2 separate regions of the Homo sapiens genome follow, and region 1 is linked to region 2. The links are chromatin loops, found by intact Hi-C in ENCODE. Cell type or tissue: heart left ventricle. All regions are shown on one strand. Each heading gives the region's core, and the rest is flanking DNA. Links, peaks and the distances in the headings are about the cores only. Region 1 overlaps PLS3 (plastin 3). Region 2 has its middle 130 kb from the start of PLS3-AS1.

What was found. Peaks named below come from ENCODE experiments on the same cell type or tissue, not always from the same donor. Only the 100,000 strongest peaks of a DNase experiment are listed, where the experiment ranks them.
Region 1: it touches region 2 in a loop (4-fold over the local background); 4 of 110 quality-filtered maps call a loop at or near these places.

Annotation. Positions count from the first base shown.
Region 1 is chrX:115,626,030-115,640,156 of GRCh38, forward strand. PLS3 (plastin 3) reads left to right here. Exons shown (of 16, transcript NM_005032.7): 4 at 3,169-3,298; 5 at 3,806-3,938; 6 at 7,971-8,052; 7 at 8,852-9,017; 8 at 10,807-10,949. Among named protein-coding and RNA genes, the nearest start is that of PLS3-AS1, 70 kb to the left of the region's middle. In heart left ventricle, for the core only: no CTCF peak of the experiment used is centred there; no DNase peak of the experiment used is centred there; H3K27ac peaks cover 95 bases.
Region 2 is chrX:115,681,981-115,698,712 of GRCh38, forward strand. No RefSeq gene overlaps it. Among named protein-coding and RNA genes, the nearest start is that of PLS3-AS1, 130 kb to the left of the region's middle. RefSeq lists enhancers at 3,334-4,322, 5,422-6,177, 7,689-8,443, 11,485-12,076. In heart left ventricle, for the core only: a CTCF peak has its summit at 8,830 (motif pointing left); no DNase peak of the experiment used is centred there; H3K4me3 peaks cover 288 bases; H3K27ac peaks cover 1,034 bases.

The sequences.
Region 1 (14,127 bases), core at 4,203-12,202, 56 kb before region 2:
AACAGCACAAAACAGTGAGCTCATTAGTATCACAACGGGCAGCTTTGAAAAGATTCATTGAGAAGACTCCAGCACAGTAGTCAGCCTTGTGCTATCTCTGATTTCAGAGATTTCTTGTCAAGCCAAAGCTTGTACTCAAATAGTTTTATCATCCACTTAAGCGATTTCTTTACTAAAGTAGAAAGTAAAATGCAAATTCTTGTGTAGTGAATCAATATCATAGACACAAATCTTCAGTTCTTTCTTATCATTTTTACTTTTTTTTTTTTTTTGAGACGGAGTTTCACTCTTGTTGCCTAGGCTAGAGTGCAGTGGCGTGATCTCGGCTCACTGCAACCTCTGCCTCCTGGGTTCAAGGGATTCTCCTGCCTCAGTCTCCAGAGTAGCTGGGATTACAGGCATGCGCCACCACGACCGGCTAATTTTGTGTTTTTAGTAGAGACAGAGTTTCTCCATGTTGGTCAGGCTGGTCTCGAACTCCCGACCTCAAACCATCCGCCCACCTTGGCCTCCCAAAGTGCTGGGATTACAGGTGTGAGCCACCATACCTGGCCCATTTTTACTTTTTTAAAACCAAGGGAATAGAGGAAAATACTATGAAACTAAAAGTTTAAGCTTAGCTGGAATAATTTATTTGAAACAATTTAGAAAATGAAGGTCATGTAACTTTTGCAAGACCTTTGAAAATTAACAAACTTAATTACAACTTTGCATTTCATTGCCAAGCATAAGAAGGAGTTTTACTAAAGCTATGTAAATAATTGCATTAGGATATATAGCAGAGACATTCTATATATATGTATATATATGTTTAATTTATTTTCCTTTTTTTTTTTCTGAGACAGGATCTTGCTCTGTTGCCCAGGCTGAAGTGCAGTGGCCCATCTTGGCTCACTGCAACCTCCATCTCCCGGGTTCAAGTGATTCTCATGCCTCAGCCTCCCAAGTAGCTGGGGTTACAGGCATGCACCACCACGCCCACCTAATTTTTGTATTTTTAGTAGAGACTGGGTTTCATCAAGTTGGCCAGGCTGGTCTTGAACTCCTCCTGACCTCAAGTGATCCACCCACTTTGGCCTCCCAAAGTGCTGGGATTACAGATGTGAGCCACCGTGCCCAGCCTACTTTTCTAGTTCTAGTTATTAGTTCGAATTCCCAGACGTTCTCTTTTTTAAATATGAATTAATCCTTTTTTCTGTGACATAAACAAATTTGGATTTATTTTTTAGCTGAAATCATGATCATTGAAACAACCTAAGTTTTAGAAGTAAATGATTCTTGAAGCAGAAGCACTCGTAATAAGAAAAATAACTTTACATATCTCATTCTGAAGCTGTAACACTTTTGTCATTGCAGGGACTTGTGGTATGTTAGGCATGAAGAAATGCACACCTTTCAGATTTTAACTTATTAGACAATGAAGTAGAGTTCAGAAAGAAGTAGACTAGTGACTATTGTCTTTTCACAGAGCAGCTGCGTTGTTATCAAAAGGAGAGCTATAGGATCAAAATGCATCACAGTTAAGGCACAGTTGGACTAAAAAATCAGATTGTAAATAAAAATATTTTAATCATTTGAAAACTGCCTGAAGTGTGTGCGTAAGCTCCATACTGTTGATACTTAGTGAAAGTCAGTATAATGGCCATAGAGCAGGAAGGGTGATTTCATTGGTTGTGTTTAGTATTTAGAGTAGTGTGTATGTGTGTGTCTGCATACATATACAAACATAGACACACACAGACATTTATTCTAAAATTCCACCTCCAAAATTACTGGTAAAGCTAGCACAGAATCACAGGTATGGAAATACTGAGTAAGCTTGATTTTGTAAAATTTAAGTGCTTACTAACTATTCTCTCAAACAAAATTTTATTTGTAAGTCCAAAGAAAGTTAGGATTTAATTTAAGAAAGGTAACAGGAAAAAATGACTAAGTAATAGGGCCACTGACAACACATACAGCAACTTTTCTACCAGTTACTAAAAGTCACTTTCTCTAGATGGATTAATTACAAAAAGGTACCCTCCTGGAAAGACAAAATACAACAAGGCACTCCTTTCGGTCTGACACAGTCCTGTGCGAGACACAAGGCTTGGTTAGTATAGCTTGGGCTGGATTTCTGCTTCTGCTCGTGCCTGCTCTGACACATACAACCTGAACTGTTATGTATATTGTAACCCTGTTCTATGAACCGCAGACATAGGCTGCATCTTCCTGAGATGTGTGTGTGAATACATATCTGTCACGAATGTTAAAGGTCTTTGAATTGCATTTGTTCAGCAACTTTTCCATTAAGTCTTAAGTTTTCTTTCAATGAATCCACTTAAATGGAATTCTAAACGCCATTTAAAGAAAGTTGTATACGGTTTCTACATCTTGCTCCTGTTTTACTGGCTTTGACTAATTTAGCCACGCACATTGGTGGATCAGGAACACATTTGGAATTAGGTACATTCCAATACCTCAGAAAAATATAGACAGATAGAATGTCCAATCAGATAGCTACACAGTACTAGGATGTGAAACTTACTGTGTTATAACTTGCTTTTGTACAATTAGAATGTTCCTTACTGTGAAGAGAAGCTGGACTTCATAAATGCCCCAATAAGACAATCACTGAAAAGCCTCTTTTTGGTGTTTATTCTTGATAGTCATCTATTACTACCAGCTTAACACATTTTTTAACTGCATTATTCTGTAACTTTTGATTTAATGAATTCTTAATGAGCTACCCCATTATACTGTAAAATAGTTTTTTGGTTAAATCATAAAATTTTATCTTTCTTTGCATTAAGAATTTTTATTAAAGTAGGGGGATTCTTCAATGTTTTCTCTCCAGGAAAAGAATAAAGCCTTCCTTGTTTGTAGAAAATTAACAGATTTACCTGTGCCTTTGAACCACATTAGTTTTTGGCTTAAAGTGAGTTCAATGCATGTAGCGCTTAATGTTTTTGACAAGTGTGTGCAATTGACATTCTGGTGCTTCATTTTCAGAAGGGGTATTGTAGTACTTGTTTAGCATTTCAAAAACTCAAGCCCAGTTTTTTGTATCTTTTAACATCAGCTATGGAAAAAATGTAAGTGATCAAGATATAAAAGAATATAAATATGCTTATTGTGCATAGTTTGAAATTAATTGTGAATCAACAAAATTACTTTAATTAATAGATTTTTCAAGAGGTAAAAAGTAGTGATATTGCCAAGACCTTCCGCAAAGCAATCAACAGGAAAGAAGGTATTTGTGCTCTGGGTGGAACTTCAGAGTTGTCCAGCGAAGGAACACAGCATTCTTACTCAGGTAATCATTTTATATGCAATAGGTTAACACAATGTGCTAAGTGGGATGGTTGCTGTAATGTCAAGGACGGGCTCTAGAAAAACATTACCTTCTAATTAAGAATACAGTAGAAGTCCTTTGTGACATGTATTTAGGCTTGAGACTAATACTTGTCATAAAGGCATTATAAGTGTTTATTGTATGGCTTTGTTAGCTTGCAAGAGACAGGATACAATCCATGTAATGACAGGCTTTATTACAGTGCATTATACAGTAATATAAATATAATTTTTAAGGAATTTTGTAACTTTTCTGAGGACTGGTTAACGTGTTCTATTCTTTTTCTTAATTTTGTAATTCCTAATAACCACTGTGTTGCATCCAAGTGTCTGGGTTTCCACACAGAATAACCACATGTTTCTGACACATTAACTTTCAGCACTACTGCACAACTATTTTAGGCTTTGGAGTCAAATATTTAATAAGTTAGAGTATGAACTAATGTCTTGTTATTTAACATAATTTTAGAGGAAGAAAAATATGCTTTTGTTAACTGGATAAACAAAGCTTTGGAAAATGATCCTGATTGTAGACATGTTATACCAATGAACCCTAACACCGATGACCTGTTCAAAGCTGTTGGTGATGGAATTGTGCTTTGGTAAGATGTTAGCTTGTTTTATATCCAGATATCCAAAAATAGCCTTCCATATAATTGATATATTTGTTTCTGCATGCTTGACAGGTTCACCTCAAGAAATAACTAGAATGGAAAATTATCCAGGTTCTGCCTTTTTCATTTAATCTCTAGGTCTGTCCATGAATCTAAAATTCAGCCATAAATCGACAACCTCTTTATAGGGAAGCTCTCAGCCTCCATTTTCTTCTCAACACCAGGCCAGCAGAACATTACAACTTTGTTGAACTTAAGTATGTCAGTGTCTCTTTATTCTAAAGTACCACAGCTTCCAAAAGAAAAAAAGAGGCTACTCTTCAGTTCTCACTCTCCAATGACCTATTTCTAAAAAATGCTTTTGTCACTGCTGCTGCCCCACAGCCAACAGCATCTTGGCAGACATAACACAACATTATCAACACTGCCAGTCGATGTTCCAATTTATAGAGGCAGTGTCACACAGTGGTTAATAGCATGCTCCATAATCAGTCTGCCTGACTTCTTTCTATTCAGTCCTGCCACTCTGAAGCGGTACAACTGTGATCATAATACTCAACCCCTTTGCATTTCAGTTTCCATCTGTTATGATCTCCACATTATTATACTTATCTCACAGGGCTTTTGTGAGCATTAAGTAAATTACTACATACAAAGTGCTTAGGGTAGTGCAACTGACATATTTCAGATAACTATATATATATAAAATATATACATATATATGTATATATATACATATATAAAATATATGTGTGTATATATATTTACACATATATATTTTATACACATATATACAAAATATATATGTATATATACAAAATATATATGTATAATATATATAATACATGTATATATGTATATATATGTATAATATATGTATATTATACATGTATATATGTATATATATGTATAATATATGTATATTATACATGTATATATGTATATATACAAAATATATATGTATAATATATATAAAATATATATTATACATATATGTTATATAATATATGTATATATACGTATATAAAGTATATATTATACATATATGTTATATATAATATAACATTATATATATATATATATGTTGTGTGTGTGAGATGGAGTTTCGCTCTTGTTGCCCAGGCTGGAGTGCAATGGCGCAATTTTGGCTCACCGCAACCTCCGCCTCTGGGTTCAAGCCATTCTCCTGCCTCAGCCTCCTGAGTAGCTGGGACTACAGGCATGCACCACCACACCCGGCTAAATTTTTTTATTATTATTTCTTTACTTTTAGTAGAGATGGGGTTTCTCCATGTTGGTCAGGCTGGTCTCGAACTCCAGACCTCAGGTGATCTGCCCGCCTCGGCCTCCCAAAGTGCTGGGGTTACAGATGTGAGCCACCGCGCCCGGCTGACAGTATATATTATAGTATACACAATTCTTCTTTTTGCAGTAGGGTCATTTTGGTTGTTTGAAAAGCTGATATTAAAAATGTAAGATAGGCTGGTCATGGTGGCTCACGCCCAGCCCTTTGGGAGGCAGAGGCAGCAAGATCGCTGAAGACCAGGAGTTAGGTCCAGTCTGGGCAACAAAACGAGACCCTGTCTCTACAAAAAAATTAAAAATTAACCCAACATGGGGTTGCACCCCTTTAGTCCCAGCTACTTGAGAGGCTGAGGCAGGAGGATCACTTGAGCCCAGGAGTACAAGGCGGCAGTGAGCCAGGATTTGCACCACTGAACTCCAGCCTGGGTGACCCTGTCTGTCTAAGAAATAAGAATATATATATATACATTTCCTTTGTGTTCTGTTTACAAGCAGTGAAGAAATAATTTCCCATGTGTGTGTTTTGTTTTTGTTTTTGAGATGGAGCCTTGCTCTGTCGCCCAGGCTGGAGTGTAGTGGCGTGACCTCTGCTCACTGCATCCTCCACCTCCCAGTTTCAAGCAATTCTTATGCCTCAGCCTCCCGAGTAGCTGGGACTACAGGTGCTCACCACCGCACCCAGCTAATTTTTGTATTTTTAGTAGAGACAGGGTTTCACCATGTTGGCTAGGCTGGTCTCGAACTCCTGACCTCAAGTGATCCTCCTGCCTCAGCCTACCAAAGCGCTGGGATTACAGGCATGAGCCACCGTGCCCGGCCTCCCTTGCATTTTAATATAGAGAGAAGACTGCAAGTTTCCCTCTCTGGGGACTCACCCTGCAGAACTCAAAAAATCTATAAATTGTAAAAATAATAAGAGATAATCATATTGAACTAACTAAGATTTGAATTTTGCATGGAAAGAAGCATGGCTTTCTTTCTGTAGAAAAAAATTTATTAGGGCAGTATTATGAACATCTAATATGTTAGAGCCAGGCATAGTGGCTCGCACCTGTAATCCCAGGTACTTGGAGGCTGAGGTTGGAGGATCCCTTGAGCCCAGGAGTTCGAGGCTGCAGTGATTCGAGCTACGATTTGGGCCTCTGTACTGCAGCCCAGGCGAGAGTTAGACCCTGTCTCTAAAAAATAACAAAATAAAAAATAAAATGTTAAAGTCTAAATCTAGATTTTACCAAATGAGATTTTTCCTAATGAGTCACAGACTATAGCCTACCTAATCTTTCTCTCGCCACTATACTGCCAGCACCAAATATAGTGTCTGGCTCATTGTTGAGGCACTCGGTAAACATTTGGTGAATGAAAGAATCTCATGCTCAACTAATTTTACTGTTTTGTGGAAAAGACTCATTTCCAATGCAGGATTTTATCTGTCTTTAAAATATATTCAATAAAGTTCCACCCCCCACTTTTTTTTTTTTCTTTGAGACAGGGTCTTGCTGTGCAGTGATTCAATCATGGCTCACTACCGCCATGACCTCTTGGGCTCAATCAGTCCTCCCACTTCAGTCTCCAAAGTAGCTAGGACTACAAGCATGCGCCACTATGCCTAGCTAATTTTTTTTTTAACTTTTTGCAGAGATGGGGTTTCACCATCTTGCTTAGGCTAGACTTGAACTCTTGAGCTCAAGCAATCTGCCTGCCTTGGCCTCCCAAATTGCTAGGGTTACAGGCGTGAGCCACACTGTACCTGGCCCAAGTTTTGTTTTCAATATCCAAGTTATTTTCTTTCATAAAAGAATGAGAAAAAATTAAAAAAAATTGAAAGAGAAAGCATGCTACAATCCTCTGCTCAGAGATACCCAACTACTATGCACATATTTTGGTCTTTTTGGGTTTTTTTTTTTTTAACGGCATCTTGCTGTGTTGTCCAGGATGAAGTGCAGTGGCATGATCTCCGCTCACTTCAACCTCCGCCTCCCAGGTTCAGGCAATTCTCCTGCCGCAGTCTCCCGACTAGCTGGGACTACAGGTGTGTGCCACCACGCTGTGCTAATTTTTGTATTTTTAGTAGAGACGGGGTTTTCCCATGTTGGCCAGGCTGTTTTCCAACTCCTGACCTCAGATGATCCACCTGCCTTGGCCTCCCAAAGTGTGGGATTACAGGCGTGAGCCACCATGCCTGGCCAGGGTTTTATTTATTTATTTATTTATTTATTTTTCTTTTGAGACGGGGTCTTGCTCTGTTGCCCAGGCTGGAGTGGAATGGTGTGATCGTAGCTCACTCTAACTTTGAACTCCTGGGCTCAAGCTGTCCTCTTTCCTCAGCCTCCTGGGTAACCTGTACTACAGGCACATGCCACCATGCCCGGCTAATTTTTTTATCGTTTTTGTAGAGACAGGGTCTCACTATATTGCCCAGGCTGGTCTGGAACTCCTGGCCTCAAGCAGTCCTCCTGCCTCAGCCTCCCAAAGTGCTGGGATTATAGACATCAGCCACCACATCAGGCCTTGGCCTTTTTTATTTTTAGTTTTTATTTTCCATATGTGTAGTTTATTATGATCAACATGATAAAAGTCATCTAGCTGCATTTTTTAGAGTACATGAAAGAGATGTTATAGTAAGCTTTAAAATATTTGTAAATATTTACAGCCACTTTATAAAAGGAAATCAGCTCTTTTTTTTTACATCAGCCTTTTTTTAAATTTTTGTTTCAGTAAAATGATTAACCTTTCAGTTCCTGATACCATTGATGAAAGAGCAATCAACAAGAAGAAACTTACACCCTTCATCATTCAGGTATGCATTGTTCTCCCCTCCCTTTAACATGAAATTACTGTTTGAGGACCTGTTCTGCAGACTTCAGCCTCTGCACTCTGTAGGCTCCCAATCAATCCTTGTAAAAACTGTTGAGTGTGGGATTGTTATCCAGATTATACAGACAGAACTGGGACTCAGAAAGGTTTCTGAGCTTGCCTGAGATTAATGTTGGAACTGAGGTTCAAATCCCATTCTAATTTCAAAGCCCCATGTTCTTTTCATTTCATAATGTGTTCAAGCACTACAGAGATAAGCAGAAGTATATAAGCTCTTAATTAACTGGCGTGCTTAAGAAATGGAGCATTTTTTTTTCTATCAAGTGAATATTAGATTATTAGCAAAATTCCCTCAGAGAAGAGCACCTCTTGGGATGTGGACATTGATAACTTCTAAAACTCTTTTGGGCATATGCAGTACTGTTGGTCTCTCACCCATTTAGGCATTTTTGGAATTATAACACTTTACTCACATGGATATATTTACTGTGGTACTCAGCCTTTTCATTTAGTGCCAGCATACTTCAAAAGGTACCAAATAAAAATACAAAGTTAACTTCTCATGAGATTCTGCAAAAGGCAATAGCAATAAGGCTGAAATTTGTCTTAGCTAGGCTTTCTAACACAAAACTCTGGAATTTGTTTTTTGTGACACATATATGGATGAAATTAATACAGGGTATTAATTTCCTCATTGAATGTTATTTTCAGTGAAGGGAGAAAGTAGACTGCTAAAAAATGGAAAGGTCAAGAAGCAAGTGTGTAATTTGGCTGTCTTGCAGGAAAACTTGAACTTGGCACTGAACTCTGCTTCTGCCATTGGGTGTCATGTTGTGAACATTGGTGCAGAAGATTTGAGGGCTGGGAAACCTCATCTGGTTTTGGGACTGCTTTGGCAGATCATTAAGATCGGTTTGTTCGCTGACATTGAATTAAGCAGGAATGAAGGTAATGGAACACAGTCATTCTGGCAGTTGTTTATTGGTTATTTTTTTCTAGTCATGCAGACTTTCGTGCTCTCACTTAATGGAGGTGATTAAATGGTGGTAACTAGAATGAACATAAGGTAATGCTATAGAGTTATTCAGGAAAATAGCCTAATTACATGACTCTCTTCTTTACTAGTAATTCACATTTGTCTGGCACTTTACAATTCATTTTGCAATAATGACACAAAAGCACAGAGAGATTAAGGAGCTTTCCTGAAGTCCTCAAACTTGATTATCTATTTTTTTCTGTTCTGCCTACACAACTTCTACCCCGTTGCCACCCTCAGCTCCACCATTTTGCACCATCTTCTTTTTTGGAGACAGGGTCTCACTCTGTCACCCAGGCTGGAGCGCAGTGGCACAATCAGCCTGGCTAACATGGTGAAACCCCGTTTCTACTAAAAATACAAAAAATTAGCCAGGCGAGGTGGCACGTGCCTGTAGTCCCAGCTTCTCCGGAGGCTGAGGCAGGAGAATTGCTTGAACCCGGAAGGCGGAGGTTGCAGTGAGCTGAGATTGTGCCATTGCACTCCAGCCTGGGCGAAAGAGTGAGACTCTGTCTCAAAAAAAAAAAAAAAAAAAGAAAGAAAGAAAAAAAAAGAGAGAAAATGTAAGATTGCAACCGGGTGTGTTGGACCATGCCTGTAATCCCAGCACTTTGGGAGGCCGAGACAGGTGGATCACTTGAGGCCAGGAGTTGGAGACCACCCTGGCTAACATGGCGGAACCCCGTCTCTACAAACAATAGAAAAGTTACCTGGGCGTGGTGGCATGTGCCTGTAGTCCCAGCTAGTCAGGAGGCTGAGGCAGGAGAATCGCTTGAACCTGGGAGGCAGAGGTTGCAGCGAGCCGAGATCATGGAGGCAGAGGTTGCAGTGAGCCGAGATCACGCCACTGCACTCCAGCCTGGTCAATAGTGCGAGACTCTCTCAAAAGAAAGAAAAGAAAAAGAAAATATAAGGATGAATTATATTTCTGTTAAAATAGGATTGAGCCTTCAAGAGTTAATTGATTAATTTTACTTAAATACAAATACCACCGTGTTTCTAGACTACTTTAATCAAAAGGTTAAGTAAAAGATTCCCAAATTGTAAACATCTTTCCCCCAAATCCCTGACTTTTTTTTTTTTTTTTTTTGAGACGGAGTCTCGCTCTGTTGCCCAGGCTGGAGTGCAGTGGTGCGATCTTAGCTCACTGCAAGCTCCACCTCCCGGGTTCACGCCATTCTCCTGCCTCAGCCTCCCAAGTAGCTGGGACTACAGGCGCCCGCCACCACGCCCGGCTAATTTTTTGAATTTTTAGTAGAGATGGGGTTTCAGCGTGTTAGCCAGGATGGTCTTGATCTCCTGACCTCGTGATCCGCCCGCCTCGGCCTCCCAAAGTGCTGGGATTACAGGCGTGAGCCACTGCACCCAGACCCAAATCCTTGACTTTAGAAGTGTTAAATAAGAACAACTTATACAAACATATGACATAATGTGAAGCTTGCATTAAGCTTAAAGGCCATAACCTCATTTGGTATTTGAAATGTGAAGAATAACAGAGAAAAGAATAAATTGTAGTATTATGTTATTATATCTGTTATATATTTATCTTTTTTAGTAGATTATGAGTATCTTGAAACTAGGAACTATGTCATAGTAGTTTTTGCACCTCTATTACTTAACAGTGTCAAAAGACTGAATGAACTTGGCATGACCATTATTGTGTCATATAATAACTGTGGGATTTTTTTTTTTTTCTTCTAGCCTTGGCTGCTTTACTCCGAGATGGTGAGACTTTGGAGGAACTTATGAAATTGTCTCCAGAAGAGCTTCTGCTTAGATGGGCAAACTTTCATTTGGAAAACTCGGGCTGGCAAAAAATTAACAACTTTAGTGCTGACATCAAGGTAACTGTTGAAAGAATCACAACATTTTGGGGGGATATAATAGCTGGAAGATTTCATCCCAGCTTAACAGAGAGAAAATCCTAACACTGTATCACCAAGCCTTGTTGTCTCTTGGCCCTGAAGGTAGATTTTAGAAGAGTAATAGAGCCAGATAAGGTACATTAGCACCTATGTTTTATTTTGTGGGAAAAGGTAAAAATATTATGCTAATTTATCATATTATAATGCTAATTTGTTATATCCTGCCTATTGGTAAACATGGAGTATTAAAGAATAGGACATGACTATTCTATTCTTAACTGCCTTTCCCAAGCCTCAGTGTACCTGTTAGTAAACACACCTAGAAGAGATAGGAAGGGCCTCATGATTTCCTCTTCACCTTTTTTATTTGGCTTCTCTCCTGTCATTTTATCCTACCTTTAGTTGTGAGTTCCTCGAGGATAGCAATGAGCTCTTATTTATGTCTGTGTATCCTACCTCAGCCCCTGCTCCAGGGCCCTCCTACTAAAGCCAACTTAAAACATAGTATGTGGCATATACAAGTCCCTCATATTTCTTGCATTGAATTGAATTTTTTTTTCACTCACTGTTTATCATGAGCAGTGGGGGAAAACTAACAATGGAGGAAGACATTTATTACATGTTGCCTTTGGCTTCTCATGCAGAGGGCCAACATTACCATAGCAAACATTGTGTGGAGTTCTCCTTAACTGCCTCAATTCTGTGTGACATCCAGATGTTGGTACACAGGGAATAAACTTAAGGATCTTCATCAGATGTCACTGACCAGCAAGGCTGTGAAAACAATACTATGTGATGATATGATTTTGTTCAGTGATGAGAGGAAGCAGTGAGTTGCCTGTACTACTGATTTCATCCATGAAAATTAAGAGTAGCCCCAAAATTATAAGACCAACTGACCCTGCCCTCTCTTTTAATTACACAATATGTTTGGCCAGGTTTGTTGTTGTTGCTGTTGTTGTTGTGACAGGGTCTCACTTCGTCACCCAGGCTGGAGTGCAGTGCTGCTAACATGGCTCACTGCAGCCTTTACCTCCCAAGCTCAAGCAATCTTCCCACTTCAGCCTCCCAAGTAGCTGGGACTACAGGTGCACACCACCAAGCCCGATTGATTTTTTTTTCTTTTTCTGAGATGGAGTCTCCCTCTGTCACTCAGGCTGGAGTGCAGTGGCACTATCTCGGCTCACTGCAACCTCCGCCTCCCAGGTTCAAGAGATTCTTCTGCCTCAGCCTCCTGAGTAGCTGGAATTACAGGCATCCACCACCACGCCTGGTTAATTTTTGTATTTTTAGGAGAGACAGGGTTTCACCATCTTGGTCAGACTGGTCTCAAACTCCTGACCTCATGATCTGCCCACCTCGGCTTCCCAAAGTGCTGGGATTACAGGCATGAGCCACTGTGCCCGGCCTGATTTTTTTATTATTTGTAGAGATGGGGTCTCACTGTGTTGCCCAGGCTGGACTCAAGCTCCTGGGCTCAAGTGATCCTCCCACCTCGGCCTCCTAAAATGCTGGGATTACAGGCATGAGCCATGGTACCTGGCCAGCCAGGTATATTTTGCTTCATGCACTAGATGCGTTCCTGAAAATCAGCAAGCCAACCATAAATGGATTTTATGTAGTGGGATATATTTTAAATGTAAAGAGAAAATCTTATTTTTGTAAATGAAGCCTGCTTTGAATTTTTTTATTTTTTATTTTTTAAATTATTTTTTGTTTATTTTTTTTTTTGAGATGGAGTCTTGCTCTGTCGCCCAGGCTGGAGTGCAGTGGCGCCATCTCGGCTCACTGCAAGCTCCACCTCCCAGGTTCACGCCATTCTCCTGCCTCAGCCTCCTGAGTAGCTAGGACTACAGGCACCCGCCACCATGCCTGGCTAATTTTTTTTGTATTTTTAGTAGACATGGGGTTTCACCGTGTTAGCCAGGATGGTCTCGATCTCCTGACCTCGTGATCTGCCTACCTCGGCCTCCCAAAGTGCTGGGATTACAGGCATGAGTCACCGCCCCCGGCCATCAATATTTTTAAAAAGGAAATAATTGTTTGGTAATGTGAAAACTAACTTCCAGTTTATCTGTATTCAAGTTCAAATTTTCACCTGTAAAGCCCTTTTCAGGGTAGTAAATACAGATTTTGCTGGGTCTGCTCTTTACTTGTTCTTCTCAAGAGCATAGGTTTATTATAAATTGTTTGTGTAGCTTTAGCAAGTAATTGGAAGTGAAAGCACTTTCGCAATTGTAGTACACTATTCCTTAAGAGGTAAATGCTATGCCCCCAAATGATAGAATCGGAGTTGGCATTTTATGAATTGCTCTGAAATAGCTTTCAATTACCTGATTTTCCCCATTCTTAGAATCATTTATGGCACCAAGTTTCAAACTCACCTGGGTAACTGGTTTAAAAGGCACCTTTCTGGGCAGCTCCCAGACATTTATATTTGGTAGCTCAGGAATTGGATTCAGTAATTCACATATTGAGTAACTTCCTCAGGGGTTAGTATGCACATAGACTATGAGAAACACTCCTTCATAGCCTGTCTGGACCTTCAAAGCCCAGTAACAGGAAACTATTAATATCGTAGCTGGAAGGTGGTCTTCACATATGGCAGGATTAAGGAATCTTGACTCAAATTCCGGTCCTCTAGCATTCCAAAGATGCAGGAATTTACTTGACACGTGTGTAAAGGTTCTTAATAAGCGTTTGTGCAAGTACAATAGTTTTCAAGCTGTGTTTTGTGGAGTTGTCCACACAACCTGAATTCATGTTGACTGTGAGCCAACCCCATTGTTTTATGTATTGGGATTCTAAGAAAACAACATTCAAGTGATTTAGTCCAGGGGTTTAAAACGAAAAGAGACCTTTGTTTTGTTAAGTACATTCAGATCATAGAGGGTTCAGTGTTATTTTAGCAACTAAAATGTTTACCATTTAATGCTTTTGTCATTTAAATTTACAATTAAATACATCTTTAACATAGCTAATCTCTTCTTCGTAGGTTGTGGTATATGCATTGTGCTTTGTAATGATATAACCTGTTTATTTTCTCTTTCTTCTATGCTTCCTGGATTTCTGCTCTCCTACTTTTTTAAATGCTTGTTTTGTCTGTCAAGCTTATTGACTTCAGTAATTCAGTGAAGGTACAGAACTGGTTATATGT
Region 2 (16,732 bases), core at 4,630-12,629:
CTTACGAATTTGTGTTGGGCCACATTCAAAGCCATTCCAGGCCTCATGCAGCCCACAGGCCACGGGTTGGAGAAGCTTGATCCAGAGACTTTCTTAAATAACCCTGATTTAATTGTATTCATTAATGGTTCAAACATAAAAAGTAAAACTAAAAATTGCTAAACAAGATAACCCATCACAGACTTAAGTTTGTCCTTAAAATATAAGCTTCTCATAGAAACTAAATCAGTTCACATTTTGTATTATAAACATTTTACATTTTCTGCGTATTATGATGTTTTGATATTTTTAAAAACCTTTCTGACTAGGGGGAGACTGCCCCTCCTGGGGCTAGCCAAGATTTAAAAATAACAAAGGCCCAGCCAGGAGCATCTTTAATATGCAAACTAACCAATCCAGAGCCGTACCTCCTCTGTTTGGCCCAGATACCCCAGGAGGCCACATTCCTCTTCTTTTTTTTTTTTTTTTTTTGAGATAGAGTTTTTGCTCTTGTTGCCCAGTCTGGAGTGCAATGGCGTGATCTCGGCTCATCGCAACCTCTACCTCCCAGGTTCAAGCAATTCTCCTGCCTCAGCCTCCCGAGTAGCTGGGATTACAGGCATGCGCCACCACGCCTGGCTAATTTTGTATTTTTAGTAGAGACGGAGTTTCTCGATGTTAGTCAGGCTGGTCTCGAACTCCCGACCTCAGGTGATCTGCCCGCCTCCGCCTCCCAAAGTGCTGGGATTACAGGAGTGAGCCACCGTGCCCGGCCCACGTTCCTCTTCCTAATCATCTACTGTTACCGGAAAAAGGGTCTTGTTCCAGATCCCAAAGAGCGGGTTCTTGGATCTCATGCAAGAAAAAATTCAGGGCAAGTCGCAGAGTATAGTGAAGTTAAGATAGTTCACTATACTCTGATTAGAGACTACTTTATTGCAGAGTAGGGTGTCCTCAGAAAGCAAGGAGGAACAAAATCACCTCAAATACAATGCTTGCTTAGATAGGATAATAGAGCTAAGAATAACGGTCTTACGTGCTTTATTACAAAGGCTTGTGATCAGCTTGTGACAGGATAGTAGCATTGTTATTCTCTTTTATAACTATTGATTTCAGCAAGAATTTATGGGTATACTATTATCTTTAACGTGACATTGGCCTGGCGTGGTAGCTCACTCCAGTAATCCCAGCACTTTGGGAGGCCGAGGCAGGTGGATCACTTGAGGTCAGGAGTTCGAGACCAGCCTGGCTGACATGGTAAAACTCCGTCTCTACTAAAAATGCAAAAATTAGCTGGGCATGGTGGTAGGTGCCAGCAATCCCAGCTAATTGGAAAGCTGAGGCAGGAGAACTGCTTGAACCTGGGAGGCATAAGTTGCAGTGAGCCGAGATCACGCCATTTCACTTCAGCTTGGGCAACATAGCAAGACGCCGTCAAAAACATAGATGAATAAATAAAAATTTTTAAAAAGTGAAATGTATTCTTAAACTAAGAGTGCATTTTGTTCTTAAGATATTGGGACATCAGGACATTTCCTTAAGTTGTGGATCTTATGTAATTAGCCTCCTTAACTTGTCCCCTCAACCATAAACATCTTGTGACCAAGAGTTCCCAACCCCCTGGGAATGTAACCCAGCAGTTTTGGCTTTATTTGGCCTTTATTCAAGATGCAGTCACTCGGGTTAGGACACTTCTTTTTTTTTTTTTTTTTTTTTTTTTTTGAGACGGAGTCTCGCTCTGTCGCCCAGGCGGGACTGCGGACTGCAGTGGCGCAATCTCGGCTCACTGCAAGCTCCGCTTCCCGGGTTCACGCCATTCTCCTGCCTCAGCCTCCCGAGTAGCTGGGACTACAGGCGCCCGCCACCGCGCCCGGCTAATTTTTTTTTTTTGTATTTTTAGTAGAGACGGGGTTTCACCTTGTTAGCCAGGATGGTCTCGATCTCCTGACCTCATGATCCACCCGCCTCGGCCTCCCAAAGTGCTGGGATTACAGGCGTGAGCCACCGCGCCCGGCCAGGACACTTCTGACACTAGGGCCAGGTACCAAGCAACTAGAAACCATCCTTATGTAGCCCAAAGCCCAAGGCAGTTATTCAAACTAGCCAGTCATAAACTGTTCACCCTGCCCTGCATTGCCTATTGTATGGAAGTCCCAGTAAAGGTCATGGCCTAAATCCTCCCCTTGCTCGTGTCTTCTGCCTTCAGACCACCCTGATGTCTTTCCCATGTGGCCCTGCATGATGTACCTGGCCTCCTGTCTGTACAACCTGTGAGTAAATAAACTGTTTTATTTCTGAGCCTCTCTGACATCTCCTCCAGTGACCATACCTGAGGGATCATCTCATAAAAGAATTACAAGCCAGATGTGGTGGCAAGCATCTGTGGTCCCAGCTACTTGGGAGGCTAAGGCGAGAGGATCACATGAGCCTAGGAGTTTGAGGCTGCAGTGAGCCATGATTTTGCCACTTCACTCCAGTCTGGGTGACAAAGCTAGACCTTGTCTCTGAAAAACAACAACTAATAATTTGCAAAACAGATGGCTAAATTGATTGCCTTGGCCCAGACTTATCAACTGACAAAATGTAAAAGAAGATTTTTATATTTATAGTAAACTTGTGATTTTAAGATAGTTCATAACATCACAACGGTTTAGAAACAGAGATTTTCTGACCTCTCCAAGAACCCTCATGTCTGAAATGGTGAATTTGAAAACTTGGAGATGTTTTGCCATTATCCAAGAAGGTAATCATAATAAAAACATTTCAGCCAAAATGCTTCATAATTTCTCTCTCAGTAGCAGAGATAGATTGGCCACAATACTGAACCAACAATGGTGGGGCAATTTTGAGAGATATTGTCCAAGATATTTTCAAGGAAGTGTCCTACCTGCAGTTGTGCAATCTTGCAAGACTATTAGGGTAGGAAATGGGCAGGAAGTACAGCCTTGAGGCCCATTTTAAACCTCTCCAAATGGGTTGTGAGTGTGTTCTGGTTATCATGGTCTATTCTTATGGTTGGTTGAGTCCTCATCTTGCTATAGAACTGAATATAGTGATTTTTTTAATTGCTTGCTTTTATGCTCCTGATGTGGGAAATCTCGAGGTATCTCCCTAGTAACAGGGACACACATCTTGTTGGTATCATTATTTTTAAATCCCTTAACATATTACATTTTACTCCCTTAACATATTACATTTTACTCAAAAACTCCTCTATCCTTGCCATGCTCAAATTCATAAAAAAAATAAAGACAATTAATAGAATTCTCAAATTATAATTATCAAAGCTTTCAAAAATCCTTGGACTTCCCAGGCCCAGAGAACTGTCATTAGCCCTGATGACAATGAGATCAAAGCTCTCAAAGATCCACAGGTTATCAACTTCTAAGTTAATAAAAGCCTGCTTCATGCATTTGGGAATTTCACTTCCAATCCCAGATACTACTGATTTACAGTCTAATATGGCTGAATATTCCAAGAGACTCATATAATACCTCCAGCATTATGACCGACAAAGTGCATTTTCAAAGTATGTACCTAAACATCCTCTGCATGATCCGCAACCTGGAGATCTGGTCTTCTGAAATAGGCAACAGAAATACAACTTCCCTGAACCTTGGTTAAAAAAAAAATGTCTTCTTGTGCTGGGCACGGTGGCTCACGCCTGTAATCCTAGCACTTTCAGAGGCCAAGGCAGGTGGATCACCTGAGGTCAGAAGTTCGAGACCAGCCTGGCCAATGTGGTGAAACCGTGTCTCTACTAAAAATATAAAAATTAGCTAGGCGTGCCTGTAATCCCAGCGACTTGGGTGGCTGAGGCAGGAGAATCACTTGAACCTGGGGGACGGAGGTTGCAGTGAGCCGAGATTGTGCCACTGCACTCCAGCCTGGGTGAAAGGGCGAAACTCCGTCAAAAAAAAAAAAAAAAAAGTCTTTTCAGTACTGTTAACAAGTTGATGTATCAGTAAAACTCCAAGGTGTTGATACTTAGTGTTTTGTGTGTGTGTGTGTGTGTGTTTTGTTTTTTCTTTTTGACAGAGTTTCACTCTTGTTGCCCAGGCTGGAGTGCCATGGCGCGATCTCCACTCACCGCAACCTCTGCCTCCTGGGTTCAAGCGATTCTCCTGCCTCAGCCTCCCCAGTAGCTGGGATTACAGGCATGAGCCACCACACCCGGCCATCGATACTTAGATTTTTAAGAGTATACAAAATATTTAACTTAAAAGATATACATCACCTCTTCCTACACTAATGGACATCCATTTTATCTGAAGACCTTAAACTGAGGATTCTTAGGAATCCTGACACTGACTACAGAAGTGGACAGCTTTTGCGCCAGACAAAACTAGCTGCTGACTTCAGAAGTTCCACCTAAGACAGCGGAACAGGATTAATTTTCTAATTCTTCAACGTTCTTTTCTGTCCTTTGTTCTTCTACTATGATTACCTATTACTACACTAGGACACCCTCTAGAACACTAATATAACCCACACTTATCTTCATCCTATTATTTTGAATCCCTATGGTTGTCTTCTATCACCTCATGTTTTTCACAGGCCCTAGATACTGCTTTGAATTAAACCGATTGCTGGATCTAACATCTTCCACCAGATCCTGCTGCTAATAATCTACTAGCAATTCCTTTAAACACTTAAGAAGGCACTGCTGGGCATGGTGGCTCATGGCTGTAATCCCAACACTTTGGTAGGCCGAGGCGGGTGGATCATGAGGTCAGGAGATCGAGACCAGCCTGGCTAACACGGTGAAATGCTGTCTCTACTAAAAATACACAAAATTAGCCAGGCGTGGTGCCACATGCTTATAATCCCAACTGCTCGGGAGGCTGAGGCAGGAGAATCGCTTGAACCCGGGAAGCGGACGTTGTGGTGAGCCGAGATTGTGCCATTGCACTCCAGCCTGGGCAACAAGAGCAAAACTCTGTCTCAAAAAAAAAAAAAAAAAAAAAGAAAGGCAGATTCCATTTTATAGGCCCTTCTGTCATTTAACCTTCCCTCATATCGTTAATCCTGCAGCCTTGTATAAAATGGACTCTGACCTCAGATTATTAGAATGCCTCTGCTAAGGTTATTATAATACTATCAGCGAGACCTAGCCAATCAGAAGTAGACAATATTAGTTAGGCCCTCCTGACCACCATAGTCAGTTTATTCTCCAGAAACATGTCATTCTGCTTTGCTGAGCTGTTTAACCCAACTCAAAAATCTGTCTGCCTCAAAGGACACGAAACTGGCTTACTCCTATTGTCATACATAATATTTATACAACAGTCTAGCTCCTAATTAGGGTACTACACTTTATACGGATATTGGGCTTACAGTGGTCTGCTACATCCTAATTTATCTTGTGTATTTAGTATAATTGTGAGACACTTTCAGATCTTTAAAAGTATCATCCCCCTAGTGGATCATGTTTCCCTGGAAAAATTCTACCCAGAAACCTCCAAGACACAGAACACAAAAGCTTATTTACAATTAAACAAACAAACTCCCAAAAGACATAACTGACTCCCTTTTCGTGGATACTATGTAAGTTGCAATTCCCTCATTAAAGAATACCACTGGCAAACATGGTCCAAAACTTGCCTCATACCCTAACAAAAGTCATAACAAACGCTTCACTCTGAAAGACAAACTAGTTTAAACTCATTAGCCCAGATTGTTATGGGAAATCACATAGTCGTTGATTACCTCCTAAGCAGCCAAGGGGGAATTTATGCTATACTAAACACTACTGGCTGCATCTATATACTACAAAACAAATAGACTCATGAGTAAGCAAAAAACAAAAATGCAGATTTAACTCCCTGCCTTCTCCATTGATAAGAGTCTCCAGTAATTTAGAGTCACCATTCTTATTCTGGTGCACAGTGGGAGAAACCCTTACAAATGGAGATTTTTTATATGTATGTATTTTTTATATGTATGTAAATTTCTCCTACCAAAGGGTAACTTCTGTATTCTAAGGTTTTCGGCTAAAAAAGGTGTCGGGGGCGGGGGTAACTTCTACTCTTGCTTTCAGAGTTTCTCCTTTGTCTCTTGTTTCTCAAAATAATTATTATGCCCAACAGGCATAATATGGGGTGGCATAATCTGGTAGTCTACACTCTTATTTGGGGGAGAGGTGTTATGTCTTGAACTCCATCAGTTTTTTTGTTTGTTTTGGTTTGGCTTTTTTTGAGACGGAGTGTTGCTCTGTCCCCAGGCTGGAGTGCAGCGGCCCGATCTCGGCTCACTGCAACCTCCATCTCTCAGGTTCAAGTGATTCTCATGCCTCAGCCTCCAGAGTAGCTGGGATTACAGGCATGCACCACCACACCCTACTAATTTTTGTATTTTTAGTAGAGACAGGGTTTCACCATGTTAACCAGACTGGTCTCGAACTCCTGACCTCAAGTGATCCACCCGCCTGGGCCTCCCAAAGTACTGGGATTACAGGTGTGAGCCACTGCGCCCGGCCCTATTTTTATTTTTGAGACTGGGTCTCACTCTGTTGCCCAGGCCAGAATACAATAGTGCGATCATAGCTCATTGCAGCCTCAGCCACCCAGGATCAAGCGATCCTTCCACCTCAGCTTCCTGAAAAGCTGGGACTATCGGTGCATACCACCATGCCTGGGTAATTTTTTTTATTTTTTAGAGACAGGAGGGGTCTCACTGTGCTGCCCAGGGTGGTCTCAAACTCCTGTACTCAAGCAATCCTCCTGCCTTGGCCTCCCAAAGTGCTAGGACTACAGGCCTGAGCTGTCACCCCTAATCCCCTATCGGTTTTAAATGATATTCTGTGACCATTAACAAATCAGAGGATTCAACAATTTACCCCGCAACAAAAGGAGCAGGAGAAACTATCAATACTCCAAATTTAGATTACATTCTCTGCAAATAGTTTCTAAAGCAAAGTCTTGGCTATGGTGAAAATCTGGATATCAAGGATGAAGTTTCTGCAGGCTAACTGCATCTGCCCTTGGCCAAAAGGAAAACAGAGCAAGGCATCAGCCTTAGTGTTGCTGTCCCTGCATTCACACCTGGGCCATGGTGATCTGCTGTTGAACACGAGAAATCTCACAGAACAGCAACATCAGACAAGGCCACTCTGTGACAATGATCAATCAAGGCAAAAACAAGACCAAACTGTAATGTTTTAACAAAAACTAAATTAAACATAAACATTGTCTCAGCTACAGGAATGACCAATATTCCCCTAGACTGGCCAATATGAGTGACTACTGCTTTTTTTTTTCTTTCAGAGACAGTCTCACTCTGCTCCCCAGGCTGGAGTACAATGGCATGATAATAGCTCACTGCAGCCTCAATTCTCAATTTCCCAGGCTCAAGAAATCCTTCTGCCTCAGCCTCTGGAGTAGCTGGGACTGAAGGTGTGCGCCAGCACATCTGACTATTTTATTTTTATTTTTATTTATGTATTTTTTTGAGATGGAGTCTTGCTCTGTTGCCCAGGCTGGAGTGCAATGGTTTGATCTCAGCTCACTGCAACCTCCGCCTCCCAGGTTCAAGCGAGTCTCCTGCCTCAGCCTCCCGAGTAGCTGGGATTACAGGTGTGTGCCACCATGCCCAGCTAGTTTTTGTATTTTTAATAGAGACGGGGTTTCACCATGTTGGCCAGACTGGTGTCGAACTCCTGACCTCAGGTGATCTGCCTGCCTCGGCCTCCCAAAGTGTTGGGATTACAGGTGTGAGCCACCACGCCCAGCTTTATTTTTAGTTTTTGTAGAGACAGGATCTTGCTATGTTGCTCAGGCTGGTCTCGAACTCCTGGCCTCAAGCAATCCTCCAGCCTTGGCCTCCCAAAGTGCTGGGATTACAAGAGTGAGCCACCATGCCCAGCTGCTTTTGTTTTTTTAAACAAATTACAGCGTTAGCCTCACTCTGTATTCTTGCCTCATCCTAGATAAACTTACTAGGATTCCCAATAATAGAATTACCCTCACTCCCTCATAGCATCCAATTCAGAGCATAGCACTAATTCCTTATATCCTCTCTAAAACCACCTAATACAAACTCAAATCTTAAAATAAATCCTTTCTAACACCCTTTTCTGGAGGTGCTCCATGGTTCCTTCAGTGAACAACAAATCCCGCTTGTTTCACTGCCGAGATGTTCCTGGTATTTGACTCTGGAAACAACTGACTTCATCTCCAGATTGTTCGCGTGGAGAGCAATGAGAAAATACACTGGAATTTTCACCCCTACTTACATGCCCAAAACTAGTCTCCTCCTCTCTACTTTGTCTTTTCTGACTTTGTCTTCTCAAAAGAGGAAAATAATTTTGCAGTATACCCACTTCACTCCTGGAAGGAGTTCAAAGTACTTAGCATGAAATTAATTATTGTAAAGGTTTAACTGTGAGTAATTGCCCTAAATGAAGTTTGGATTACTTCTTCTGTTTGAAATGACCTGTGTTCGGGAAGCTTGCTGAGGATTCCTAGAGACTTCCTTTGAAAAACATTTTCCTGTAAAAATGGAGTCTCTGTATTTTCCCTGTATTTCCATAAAAAGTCTCAGATTTCTTTCCTGATTAGAGTGGTTTTCCTTAGAAGACTTAAGTGTGGAGAGAAGGTATAATAAGGACAGATATCACTATGGAAACAAGTTAGATAATCATAATTGTATTTGCTAACATCATTATCAAAATAAGAACAAATTTGAAAAGATTCATACATGAAGAGGATCTTTCACCAAACTTGGTACATTCCTTTTGCTTTGTCTGGCTGGCTGTTGTTTTTGCTTTGTTTGGCTGGCTGGTGTTAACTACTTGGGGGTTTTCTGAGTCAGCGTCATGTTATACTCATGGTGAAGAGGTCCTGCCATCTAGTGGCCAAATTGCAAAGTGCTACTAGCTTATTTAAAATTGAACCCAGTGTTCAAGGAGCGCAGCAGGTACACCGCACTCCTTGGGCTTCCATGAAATACGAACAAAGCCTCAGCTATTTCAAGATGCAAGGAATCCTTTAAACTTTTGGGAAACAGTCTGTCTTTTGTGGGAAAACAAAGTCTTCATTTGGGAAGGACTGATTTGACCTTGAAGCTGAGGTCACTTTGACCCTATCTATATATGTTTGTGAGTCTCTGTTCTGAAACCAGGAGGGGATATATTTAGGCAGCAGGATTCTGGGAGCACAACAGGTGAGAATGTGGATTTTAGGAACAGTCCTTGCCAGCCTGGGTTTCCACTACACCCTGCAAAGGTGCAGCTGAATTTGGAGTGGTTAGGGTTTGTGTTCCAGAGGGCCAGAGATAATTGTGGAGTTCCAGGGGATGCAGGGCCCAGAGAGGTGAGCTTGATGACTGAGCTTAGGGCTAGGAAGATCAAAATGTGTCAGCAGGCCAGGAGCTGGGGCCATGAGGGAAACTAATCCTCAGGGCTCTGAACAGGAGCTAAATTGGAGAGAACAGGAGCAAATTATAAACCAGGTCAGGATGGTCCTGGCCTCTAGCTGAGAAAAGAATTGGAGTATACTGAGCTTGCCTTTACTGACCTTGAAACTGGACAGGTGGCCGGGTGTGGTGGCTCACACCTGTAATCCTAGCACTTTGGGAGGCTGAGGTGGGTGGATCACTTGAGGTCAGGAGTTCGAGACCAGCCTGGCCAACGTGGTGAAACCTTGTCCCTACTAAAAATACAAAAATTAGCCAGGTGTGGTGGTGGCACCTGTAATCCCAGCTACTCGGGAGGCTGAGGCATGAGAATTGCTTGAACCTGGGAGGCAGAGGTTGCAGTGAGCCGAGATCACGCCACTGCACTCCAGACTGGGTGACAGAGCAAGACTCCATCTCAAAAAAAAAAAAAAAAAAAGAAAGAAACGAAGAGAAAAGAAAAGAAAAAAAGAAACTGGACAGGCACAGAGAAGGGGAGTTGGAGGTTGAGCTAGGGCAGGGAATCTAGAAGCATTAAATACTGAGGTTTGCAGGAAGTTGGCTTCTATGTCCTATGGCTTCAGTGTCCCTTCCAAAGCTCATGTTGAATTTTTTTTTTTTTGAGGCAGAGTCTTGTTCTTGTTGCTTAGGTTGGAGTGCAATGGCAAGTCCTTGGCTTACTTTAACCTCCGCCTCCCAAGTTCAAGCGATTCTCCTGCCTCAACCTTCCGAGTAGCTGGGATTACAGGTGCCCATCACCACACCCAGCTAATATTTTGTATTTTTAGTAGAGATGCGGGTTTCACAATGTTGGCCAGGCTGGTCTCGAACTCCTGACCTCAGGTGATTCACCTGCCTCGGCCTCCCAAAGTGCTGGGATTACAGGCGTGAGCCACCGTGGCCGGCCAATTTTTTTCTTTTTTTCTTTTTTTTTTTTTGAGACAGAGTCTTGCTCTGTCACCCAGGCTGAGTGGAGTGGCCTGATCGTGGCTCACTGCAACCTCCACCTCTTGGGTTCAAATGACTCTCCTGCCTCAGCCTCCCTAGTAGCTGAGATTACAGGCATGCACCACCACGCCCAGCTAAGTTTTGTATTTTTAGTACAGATGGGTTTTTGCCATGTTGCCCAGGCTGGACTCAAACTCCTGGCCTTTAGTGATCCACCTGCCTTGGCCTCCCAAAGTGCTGGAATTACAGGCGTGAGCCACTGCACTTGGCCCATGTTGAAATTTAATTGCCATTGTGATGGTATTAAGAGGTGAGACCTGCTGGGTGTGGTGACTCATGCCTGTAATCCCAGTACTTTGGGAGGCCAAGGCAGGTGGATCATTTGAGGTCAGGAGTTCGAGACCAGCCTGGCCAACATGGTGAAACCCTGTCTCTACTAAAAATACAAAAATTAGCCAGGCGTGGTAGTATATGCCTGTAATCCCAGCTACTTGGGTGGCTGAGGCAGGAGAATCGCTTGAGCCCAGAAGGCAGAGGTTTCAGTGAGCCCAGATTGCGCCACTGCACTCCAGCCTGGGTGAGAGTGAGACTCCATCTTAAAAAAAAAAAAAAGAGGTGAGACCTTTAAGAGGTAATTAGGCTCTGCTTTCAAGAATGGATGCGGTGCCAAACCCCTATAAACCTCAGTAGGGAAGCCACCAGGTTCAAGAGGCCAAAGAAGTGACCCAGAGCCAGCAAATGAGACTTGGGATTTTATTAGGGGCTTACATAAAAGGGAGAGAGTCCAATGGCAGTGAGCTGGACAGGAGAATTGCAACTGCTTGCAAAGACCATGCAGTTTGTAAAACGAAGTATCTGAGACAGGTCTCAATCAATTCAGAAGTTTATTTTGCCAAGGCTAAGGACAATGTCCTGGGAGAAAGAACAATGGAATCACAGAAACAATCTGTGGTCTGTGCCTTTCTCCGAAGAGAATTTTAATGTCTTCATTATTTAAAGGGGGAAAAGCAGGCCTGGCATGGTGGTCACACCTGTAATCCCAGCACTTTGGGAGGCTGAGGCGGGTGGATCATTTGAGGTCAGGAGTTCAAGACCAGCCTGGCCAACATGGTGAAACCCCATCTCTACTAAAAATATAAAACTTAGCTGGGCGTGGTGGCACACACCTGTAGTCCCAGCTACTCAGGAGGCTAAGGCAGGAGAATTGCTTTAACCTGGGACTGCACTCCAGCGTGGGTGACAGGGCGAGACTCTATCTTAAAAAAAGTGGGGGGAGATGCGTGGGGGAAGCAGGATGGAGGGGAAAGGGGGCGGGCATGGTCACATTACTGAAGGCACATGTTGCAAGAGAAAAGGAGCTGGTAAGGGAATAGTCAATCATGTATTCGTCTCAGGCTCAGTAAATCGGCACTTTACATAAGAAAAGGTGAACACTGATTAGCTACCTGTGGAGATATTTAACCTTTTATCTGTAGCTATCTGCTTAGGAACAAAAGAAAAGGCAGCTGCTTGCAACACTCAGATTTCAGCTTAATTTTTTCCTTTTAGCAGAGTGAATTGGGGTCACACATTTTTCTCTTTGTTTCAGAAGTTTCTATAGCATTTTCACGTAACACTCTCCCCTTAACGTCCTCCACCTGGTAGCCTTCATCTAGACCAAAACTCAGGGCTTCAAACCCCTATATGGCTCGTGTTCCACGGGACAGGATGGTGGCTCAGATGTTCCTCATAGACAAAGAACGAAACTCCGGGTTGGTCACTCCTGTTTTAGCAGCAGAAAACGGATTAAGACAACCCCCTAAGGTGAAATTTAAAAATCCATTTATATAACACAGAGAGAGCAAAGGATTTGCAGCATGAGAGCCTCACCTGTGTGAAACTATCCTGCACCACGCTGGTTGTTCCCCTTGGCAAAGCCACGCGGCCTCTATGGACTTTGGTTTCCTGGCACAAGTAGTTACTGAATCTGCCCACCCAGCAAATAGGACAAAAAAAAGGTGATGACTTGGTTCTTTAGGTGGGGAAATGGCCATTCCTCCCTAAAGTGAAGGAGAAAAAACAAGGAGGAATCCAGACAGGGGTAGTTAAAATTCATAGCCCAGGTCTTTGTCATATGCTCATGTTGTGCTGAACCCCTGTACACTCCAATGGGGATGAATACTGGGTTCAGTAGGCTGAAGAAGAGACCCAGAGCCAGTGAATGAGACATGAGGTTTTATTGAGGGCTTACAATTGGGGAACAAGACCCAACGACAGTGGGCTGGACAACAGAACCACAACCACTTGCAAAATAAAGTCACACAATTTATAGAGGGTTTTATTTTGAGATGGAGTCTCGATCAGTCGCCAGGCTGGAGTGCAGTGGCGCGGTCTCGGCTCACTGCAACCTCCACCTCCTGGGTTCAAGCGATTCTCCTGCCTCAGCCTCCCGAGTAGCTGGGACTACACGCACGTGCTAACATGCCCAGCTAACTTTTTTGTATTTTTAGTAGAGACGGGGTTTCACCATGTTGGCCAGGATGGTCTCGATCTCTTGACCCCATGATCCGCCCACCTCGGCCTCCCAAAGTGCTGGGATTACAGGTGTGAGCCACCGCGCCCGGCCTTATATAGTATTTTCACTTCACAGCCTCCCCCTAACAACCTCCACCTGGCAGTCTTCATTTAACCCAAAATACAGGGCCTTGAACCCCTGTATAGCCCACATTCCATGGGACGGGACGGCTGGGGGTTCACAGCTTCTTCATAAATAAGAAATGAATCTCTGTGTTGGCCACCCCCAGATTTCTTAGCTCAGAACTTCAAACACACATTCAGGATTCAGGTGCGTCTGCCATACAGGATCATTCTCAGGATATGCTTAAGTTATTACTATCAGGTGAATTTACCATACAGCTCCCATTATAAAGTGAGAAAGTTGTGGCAGAGCATTAACCCATCCTGCCAATCCACACCCCACCAATTGAAAGTAGTTGGGAATTGGGACCTATCCTGTGGAGACCTGTAATGCAGGAGGGCAGCCGCCTGGCCAGGACAAAGAACTTAAGGGGCCTCACTGTCCTCCTCCCGCTTCCCTCGTAATACCCACCTACCTCTGCCCAAACACCTAGGGGCTCTGTTAGAATAAAGGGCTGTGAGTCAGGGCCTGAGCTTAAGGTTGGAAGTAGTTTTTCAGCAGGTGCTCTTGGGGGGCCTAAGCATGGGAGAAAGTCAGCTGTGGGAGAGTGAAATGGAGGCAGGACATTCTGAGGAGTTGGGGGCGATCAAAGACAGCTGTGTGCCCTGAGGTTAATGCAGAGATTTCTTCTAAACATGTTATTAATAAATATATGAATGATTTTATAAACACAGAAAAATTAGTACACAAATACACAGCAATCTTTAAGGGCGGTTACACTGGGCAGTGGATGTGGGCAGGAGTGACTTCAATTTTTCCTTGAAACACTTTTGTATTTGTGAAGACGTTTTTCCTGAAAAAATAAGAAGGGATTACATCTGTCAATAGAAATCAAAAAGGTAGGTCCACAAAAATCTTTTCATTGTTATTGTTTACTAACTAAATGGCCAGCAAGTTACCCACGGACCTATAGAGCTCACTAGACTATTGTTTTAAAACTATATTTGTATCTCTCTGTCCTTAGGGAACAAGGTGCTGGGAGGATACACAGCCCCATTTAATACTCCTCATCTCTCATCACTGGCTATTTTCATTTTCTTCTTTACCCTGTACATGTCTCCTTAGGTGAATATTATTTTGCAAGAGGAGTGTGTTTGTTTTCTCAAAACAAAGAACATACAAATCAGGGCACTAGTCAGGTAGGGGAAGCCTGCCAGCTGCTGTCACTCCTTTGGCCCCGACACATTGCCGCCCACCTAGGCAGCATCGGCGCCACCAAGCAGCAGCCCTTAAGGTGCTGGCCCTCTAGCAGTTCCATGACAAAGAGTGAGAGGTGATAGGGCGCAGGCAGTGTCTGGTCTTGGGAACCTGCCTCTCACCTGGGGAGGGAGCAATTAAGGCATATGAATGATACAACAGGCAACATTATCATTTGAACATGTACTTATTTAAATTCTTTTTTACCTCTCAATAGGGTTGTGAATGACTCTTCTGTTTTGTTGTTAGGTCTCGATTTTTTTTTTTCTTCTTCTTCTTCTTCTTCTTTTTTTTTTTTGAGACAGAGTTTTGCTCTTATTGCCCAGGCTGGAGTGCAATGGCATGATCTTGGCTCACTGCACACTCCGCTCCCAGGTTCGAGTGATTCTCCTGCCTCAGCCTCCCGAGTAGCTAGGATTACAGGTGTGCACCACCACGCCAGCTATTTTTTGTATTTTTAGTAGAGATGATGAGGTTTCACCATGTTGGCCAGGCTGGTCTCGAACTCCTGACCTCAGGTGATCCACCCACCTCGGCCTCCCAAAGTGCTGGGGTTACAGGCATGCGCCACCGTGCCCAGCCTGTTGTTAGTCTCAATCATCCTTTGTGCACTTGCCAGCAGTTAGCTCCCTTAAAGAGAAAAATAGGTTCTCCCTGGGCAAGTGGCAAAGGATGAGAAGTTTCTTCTCTAGCTTTCTGAAGCCCGTGCCTCCCTGCCTCTTCAGGCAACAGAGATAGCCCATCAGGGACACAACACATACAATAGATTGTCATCCCAAAACCCTACTACAAATACTTCTGGGCTTACTCCTAGCCTGGAGGCCAGGAGAAAGAGAAGAGGGAGCATGAGAGGTGGTGACAACCCAGAATAATGGGACACTATCAACAACCATCCTAGTTCTGTGGCAGAATGGGCAAACCATGAAGAGTAGGGGTTACTATAGCCTTCCAGTGTCCTGTTCTAAGAATAGAACAGGATGTCATTTTGTAAAGAGTGGCTCTGTGTCCCTAGTCAACAAGAGTGACACAGTGGATTTTCTAGGGGGAAGATGGGCTGTAATTTCTAAGAGCTCTGCTGTTTGGCCTGAAGGGACTAACTTTATTTGTTTGTTTGTTTGTTTGTTTATTTATTTAGAGACAGGGTCTCCCTCTGTCATCCAGGCTGGAGTGCAGTGGCATGATCACGGCTCACAGCTTACTGCTCAAGCGATCTTCCTGCCTCAGTCCCCGAAGTGCTAGGGTTACAGGCATGAGCCTGTATAACTAACTAACTTTATTTAGAATAGAGAGTGGTGAAATCTGTGACCAGTAGAGGTCTTGGAGAATACTTAGAGAAAACCAAGAAAAGAGACAGCCAGAAAGAACCCTCTGGATCACAGTCCAGAGGTTTGGGGAACTCTGTGTACAACAGGGATGGCTGTAGCCAATCAAGAGTGAACCTTAGCCGGGTGTGGTGGCTCACGCCTGTAATCCCAGCACTTTGGGAGGCCGAGGTGGGTGGATCACAAGGTCAGGAGTTCGAGACCAGCCTGGCCAACATGGTGAAACCCCGTTTCTACTAAAAATACAAAAATTAGCTGGGCATGGTGGCACATGCCTGTAATCCCAGCTACTCGGGAGGCTGAGGCAGGAGAACTGCTTGAACCAGGACCCGGGAGGTGGAGGTTGCAGTGAGCCGAGATCATGCCATTATACTCCAGCCTGAGCAACAAAAGTGAAACTCTGTCTCAAAAAAAAAAAAAAAAAAGAGTGAGCCTTAGAGCAAGACATAGGCAAGACATAAAAGCATTTTCCAAGCCATGCACAGAGTCAACACAGAACAGAAGCTTCATTGGCATGAGGGGTTTAAACACAAAACTCTGACCAAACACTGAACAATAAGCTGCTCTGACTCAGGGGTGACTCCTAGGAAATCAAACATAAAAACAATATCACAAATACCAAAAGCACAATCAATAAAAGATAAAATATATATACTGAAACACATCAGCCAACAGGAGAATAGACAAGTACATTGTGGCATTGTTATACAGTAGAGTATGCTCAACATACATAATTCTCAAAAACATAATTAATCAAGAAAAGTTGGAGAACAATGTACATAGCATAATACTGATTTTATAATGTTTAAAAATATGCATAGCAATGCAACATGTGACTTACAAATTCATACTAGGTAGCAATCACATGAACAATACACTTGAGAAAAGTACCCGTTCAGGTGATCGTAGCTGCCTCCAGGAAGGAAAAAATAAAGAAAATGGAAAATCTAAAATATATATATATATATATATATATATATATATATGTGTGTGTGTGTGTGTGTGTGTACTATATATATATGTGTGTGTGTGTACTATATATATGTACTATATATGTGTACTATATATGTGTGTGTACTATATATGTACTATATATATGTACTATATATATATACTGAATATATATGTACCATATATACTGAATATATATGTACTATATATATACTGAATATATATATATACTATATATATACTGAATATATATAGTATATATACT